Linked DNA regions of Homo sapiens: region 1 is linked to region 2. A link is a contact called in ENCODE Hi-C or POLR2A ChIA-PET data. All regions are on one chromosome and are shown on one strand. The core of a region is the stretch at or near the end of the contact, and the rest is flanking DNA. Distances in the headings are between cores, read along the strand shown.

The links. Hi-C counts contacts between places; a loop is a spot of excess contacts on that map. ChIA-PET counts read pairs that join two places held with the same protein, here RNA polymerase II (POLR2A). Pooled maps may share reads with other maps.
Region 1: a map of sigmoid colon shows a loop between it and region 2 (2.6-fold over the local background). The contact joins two enhancer-like sites. A Hi-C loop is called at or near these places in 7 of 168 maps with a recorded cell type or tissue (Right ventricle myocardium inferior, esophagus muscularis mucosa, heart left ventricle and 3 more), 1 of 37 single-sample maps with no recorded cell type and 6 of 50 pooled maps. POLR2A ChIA-PET finds 5 or more read pairs at or near these places in 3 of 52 experiments (IMR-90, Panc1 and activated CD4-positive, alpha-beta T cell).

The regions. Positions count from the first base shown.
Region 1 is chr11:78,794,623-78,797,322 of GRCh38, reverse strand. The region is part of intron 15 of TENM4 (teneurin transmembrane protein 4); the gene reads left to right. Among named protein-coding and RNA genes, the nearest start is that of NARS2, 220 kb to the right of the region's middle. Within about 2 kb of position 1,306, at least 5 of the 41 ENCODE cell types and tissues checked have a DNase peak (open chromatin) inside an H3K27ac peak, as active enhancers do.
Region 2 is chr11:78,945,688-78,948,477 of GRCh38, reverse strand. All of the region lies in intron 6 of TENM4 (teneurin transmembrane protein 4), which reads left to right. Among named protein-coding and RNA genes, the nearest start is that of TENM4-AS1, 150 kb to the left of the region's middle. Within about 2 kb of position 1,362, at least 2 of the 41 ENCODE cell types and tissues checked have a DNase peak (open chromatin) inside an H3K27ac peak, as active enhancers do.

The sequences.
Region 1 (2,700 bases), core at 57-2,556, 150 kb after region 2:
TTATATTTTACAGAGCTCCTTCATGTACGTGCTTCATGACTTATTCAAACAGCAAATACATTAACCTCTGACATTGCAGATGGTGTTACTCCCAGGAAACCAGGGTCCAGAGAACTTGCGTGACTTGCTCAAAGACACTCTGAGAAAACAATGATTCACTTCCAGGCTTCTCTGGCTTCAGAGCCCATGTTTATCCTCTGCACAACTCTGCCATTGGCTATTACCAAGGTTTGTGCTGAAACTGCCAGTAAATCAGGTATCAGGTTTTGGATAGCACTTCATTTAGTAACACTGCCAGAGGAACCATGTAAATTGGATCATGACTTTGGTGTACTAATATTACTACAAGGGTTTCAGAAAAAGAACAATTGCTCTCAACCAATGGTCAGGGAAGCTTCTTGGAGGAAGTGGAATTCAAGGTGGTGGTGGAGGTTGGATATGAGTAGGTAGTGATAAAAGGAAGAGGCAAGCACCTTGCAACAGCCAATTGTAGAAGTCAAAGATTTGCAACATATACAAAGATGGGAGATCAAGGCATTTTCTAGGAAAGATGAGTAGCTTGAAGTGGCTTAGCTTTTAGGATATTTGTGGCAGTAGTGAGAGGGGGAAAAGATGAGGAAAGCCAGCATGAATAATCTTGAAGGAGTTTAGGTTTTTTCTGTCTTTGGGAGCCACTGAGAAGTTTTAGGCGGAGGTGTGACAAGGTCAGGTTTGGTTTTAGAAACCTACTCTATTGTCAGCATACAGTTGGAGGTTCTTGGGGGACAGCCAGGTGGAAGTGTCCAGGAAAGAGTTAGATAGATGAGCTTATGACTGAGTGGAGAAATGAGCCTTTTACAAAAGGTTATTAGGGTCAGAGGTCATTAGGAAGAGAGTGTAACATCAGCTGTCTCTTCATTTCACCCAGTTGGGCCCTTTTAGTGGGGGTCAGGTTGTGTTCCAGTCCTGGCCGAAAATACACATCCCAGTCTCGTTATTTGGCTTCCTTGCTCACTAGTTCTTTCCTGACTTGTTATCCTTCTGCAAAGTCAGCTCCTATTTGGAGGCCTCCTCCAAGCTGGGTTTGAACTCCTCTAATCAGGAAGCCAGATACTCTCCAATTAAGAGGAATAGCAGTGGCTTACTGCTTCCTGTGGTAGGTGCTTTGTAAAGACTTGAAAATCTAGTCCTGGGGGAATAGATGTGGAGACCTGCTCTGCACCCACATACTGGAATCCACTTTTCTGCTTGGTTTGAAAGCTCTCCAAGCTCCTTGAATGAGGTGAAAGGCCGTGTGGTTTCCAAGGCTCATTAACTTTCCGCCATCTCGATCCGTGGAACAGAGCCATGGCTTGAAGCAGCTCTGACTCTCGGGTGATAGGGAGGGAAGTTGAAAAGCACAGGAGAGTAGCTTGGGTTTGGCCTCAATGTCTAAAGGAGACTAATTACTGTAAGGAAGTCAGAGGTTCCTTTGCTGTACCTTCTTCCCCTTCTGGCTTCTTCCTGAAACCTGCACTGAGACTGAAAGCCATCTGTCCAACTTAGTGAGGGAGGCAGGGAGACAGCGTGGGTGCCATACTTTCAGAATGCTAATTTGTACAAAATATATGGAGATCTGGTCTGTGGGAGAAAAAGCTAACTTTTAATTAGCCTACTGTGTGCTGGGCATGGTGGCTGGCATTGTGCACATTTACACACATAGGCAGACTTGAGTTTCTTGTGGATACGAATAATTTCATATAATCTCGTATCCTCAGCCCCTAGGCCTATCTGTCACATAGTAGATGCTCAGTATATTTTTAAATCTGTTTTAAAACTCTGATAGATAGATATCATTATCACCATTTTATAAATGACAAAAATAAGGCTCAAAGGTGTGCAGTATTTGTTTCACATAGCTAGGAAGTAGCAGAGCAGGCTCTTACCTGATTCCAAGCCTCTTCTCTGAAAAATCACAGAATCTTGAACAGTTACGTGAGCACTCTGTCCTGTACCACTGGAATCTGGCAATACAGATACAGTCAGAAGACATGTTTCCTGTGTAAGACTCACTAGGGAATGCAGAGATTAATTTGATGATGGCAGGGTTCTCTAGACAACTCAGGTAGACTAATAACCCTGAGAAAGGGAGATCCACGTAAAAGTGCTTTGGGAAGGCAGAAGGTGAAACTCCTTCCAGCTGCCGGGAGGGGGTTTCAAGGAGGAGGTGGCATTGGAGCCAGAACTCAAAGCACATTTAGATTTGAATACATGAAGATCACGGTAAAGGAGCCCAGACTATGGAAATGGCCCAGGCAGAAGCACAGAAGAAGGCCCAAAGAGCGCAGCGACCACCATCTGGCAGCTACTTGTCCAGCTGCCCCCTTACATTGACTGTTTGCCAAGGCAGCCAGCAAGTTCCTACTCAAGTACTGACATGCATGTCACTGTGTGGCATAGGATAAGGTACTTCCTAGATGGGCCCTAGTTTTCCCATCTAGAGAATTCTTTTCTAACCATAAAGCCTGCTCCTCTAGTTTTGCTCTTTTTCTTCCTTGACACTAATCCACCTAAAGGAAATGTCCTGGCCAGAACCAGGCCACTTCCTACCCAGTGCCAGTTCTCTCCTGGCTCAATCTCCTTCTACATTTTCTGCTCTTCCGCTGGTCCATCACTCACAGCTCCCTGGTCTCTGTGCCTTTATTCCACATCCACCTTGCAAAACCCAGGATCATTTTAACC
Region 2 (2,790 bases), core at 113-2,612:
GCATGAACCCGGGAGACGGAGCTTGCAGTGAGCCGAGATCACTGCCACTGCATTCCAGCCTGGGCAACAGAGCAAGACTCCGTCTCAAAAAAAAAAAAAAAAAGACAGTTGGGAAGAATTGGAGAAATTTTAAACTATAGTATGTATGTTAGGTGATATGGAATAATTATTCATTAATAGTCATATTGTGGTTAGATGATAGAATGCTCTTATTCTTAGGAGATGTGTGCTGATATAAAGTGTACTGAAGTCTACAACTTTCAGATGATTCAGAAAAACTTTTTATGCATCGAGATGAAGTAATGTGGCAATATATTAACTGACAGATTTAGATGAAGAGTATATGGGCTTTTCTGCACTATTCTTTCAACTTTTCCTTAGGGTTGAGATTTTTCAAAATAGAAAATGGGAGTGCCTGTACTTAGATTGGCTAGAGACTGGACAATAGCAATTGGGTTTTGGAAAGATTTCTTGGGACGGGTGAGATTGGGTGCTTTTTTTCATGAGAGCCCACCCTCACAACCAAGCAATGCTTTACACCAAGCATTGACTTCGCCTCTTGGAATACAGAACCCCTCCAAACCTTTACAGAGAACCGATGGTTTGGCAGTTGTGATAAAACAGGCCCTTCCTGGGCATGGAGGGAACTTCAGCAAGGCACCGGATCCAGTAATGGGAACCACATTGGCAGAAGTGTAGGGAGCTCCACCCCAGAAATAGCCCTTCTGTGCCGAGGCAGGACAACTGGAATGAATTATGCACATTCATACTTGTTAAACTGCCTTGGCACCAGAAGTGATCCTCGTAACCTGAGCTTTACAGCAGCACAGCCATACTTAAAGTTGGGTCAGCCTTGCCCCCGCACTCTCTCTGTCGGAGGTTTATAGCTAAGGCATAAAACAATTCAGCATGAGCTGAAACATGAAAACCTCCTCCAGATTGCAAAGGTAAACTTCTCTTTTTAAAGTTTTCTGAGGAGGCAGTGTTTGGGAATAAAGTCTTGTCTGTCTCCTTCTGCTTTTCCAGGTCCCCACACACCCTGTCCCCACCTCACTCCCTACCTCAAGCCTAGACCACAATCCAGTCACACACAGAAGCTGCTGCATCCTGTAGTTGGAGGGTTCTGTTGTGACCAGGGAGTCTTGGTTTCTGAAACTGAGCCTTGAAGCTGTCTGGCCTTGGGCAAGTTGAGTCCCCTCTCTAAGCTTCAGCCTCTTGGTTATTTATAGACAATATTTATTACAGGGTTATCCAGACCATACAGGTGTGTGGTCACTGTGTACGTGAGACCAGTGCACACGGTGGGTACTCTGTAAACAATGAAGTTTGCCTCATGTATCGATTCTTCCTTTCCTGAAAGATTTCTCTGTACAATGGAATGTTGTTTGACAGCATTTTACCCACAGTAGAATTTCTTTCAAAACTGGAGTCGGTCCTCTCAAACCCTGCTTCTGCCTTATCAACTATGTTGATATGATATTCTAAATTCTTTGCAGTCATTTCAACAATGTTCACAGCATCTTCATCAAGAGTAGTTTCCATCACAAGAAACCACTCTCTTTGCTCATCCATAAGAAGCAACTCCTCATCCATAAAAGTTTTATCATGAGATGGCAGCAATTCAGTTACATCTTGAGGCTCCACTTCTATTTTTCTTGCTACTACCAACACACCTGCAGTTACTTCCTCCACTGAAGTCCTGAATTTCTCAAAGTCACCCGTGAGAGCTGGAATCAGTTTCTTCCAAACTCTTGTTAATATTTCACCCCTCTCCTATGAATCTTGAGCATTCTTAATGGTATTTAGATTGGTAAATCCTTTCCAGAAAGTTTTCAATTTGCTTTGCCCAGATCCATCAGAGGAATCACTATCTATGGCAGCTATAGTCTTATAAAATGTGTTTCTTAAACAATACGATTTGAAAGTCAAAATTACTTTTTGATCCACGAGCTGAAGAATGGGTGTTACATGAGCAGGCATGAAAACAACATTCATCTCCTTAGTTATCTCCATCAGAGCTCTTGGGTGACCAGGTACATTGTCAGTAAGTGGTAATATTTTAAAAGAAGTCTTTTCTTCTGAGCAGTAGCTCTCAACAATGGGCTTAAAACATTCAGTAAACCATGCTGTAAACAGATGTGCCATCATCCAGTCTTTGTCATTACATTTAAAGAGCACAGGCAGAGTAGATTTAGCATCATTCTTAAGGGCACTGGGATTTTGGGAATGATAAATGAGCACTGCCTTCAACTTCAACTCACCAGCTGCATTAGCCCCTGACAAGAGAGTCAGCCTATCCTTTGAAGCTTCAAGCCAAGCATTGACTTTTCCTCTCTAACTATGAAAGTCCTAGATGACATCTTCTTCCAATAGAAGGCTGTTTTGTCTATGTTGAAAAACTGCTGTTTAGTGTAGCCACCTTCATCAACAATCTTAGCTAGATTTTCTGGATAACTTGCTGCAGTTTCTCCCATCAGCACGTGCTGCTTCACCTTGCACTTTTATGTTATGGAGGCTGCTTCTTTCCTTAAACCTCATGAACCAACCTCTGCTTGCTTGAAACTTTTCTTAGACAGCTTCCTTGTCTCTCTCAGACTTCACAGAATTGAAAAGAGTTAGGGCCTTTGCTCTGGATTAGGCTTTGGTTTAAGGGAGTGTTGTGGCTGGTTTGGTCTTTTATCCAGACCACTAAAACTTTCTCCATAAAACATAAAACAGCAAAAAGGCTGTTTTGCCTTCTTATCATTTGTGTGTTCAATGGAGTCGCAATTTTCATTTCCTTCAAGAACT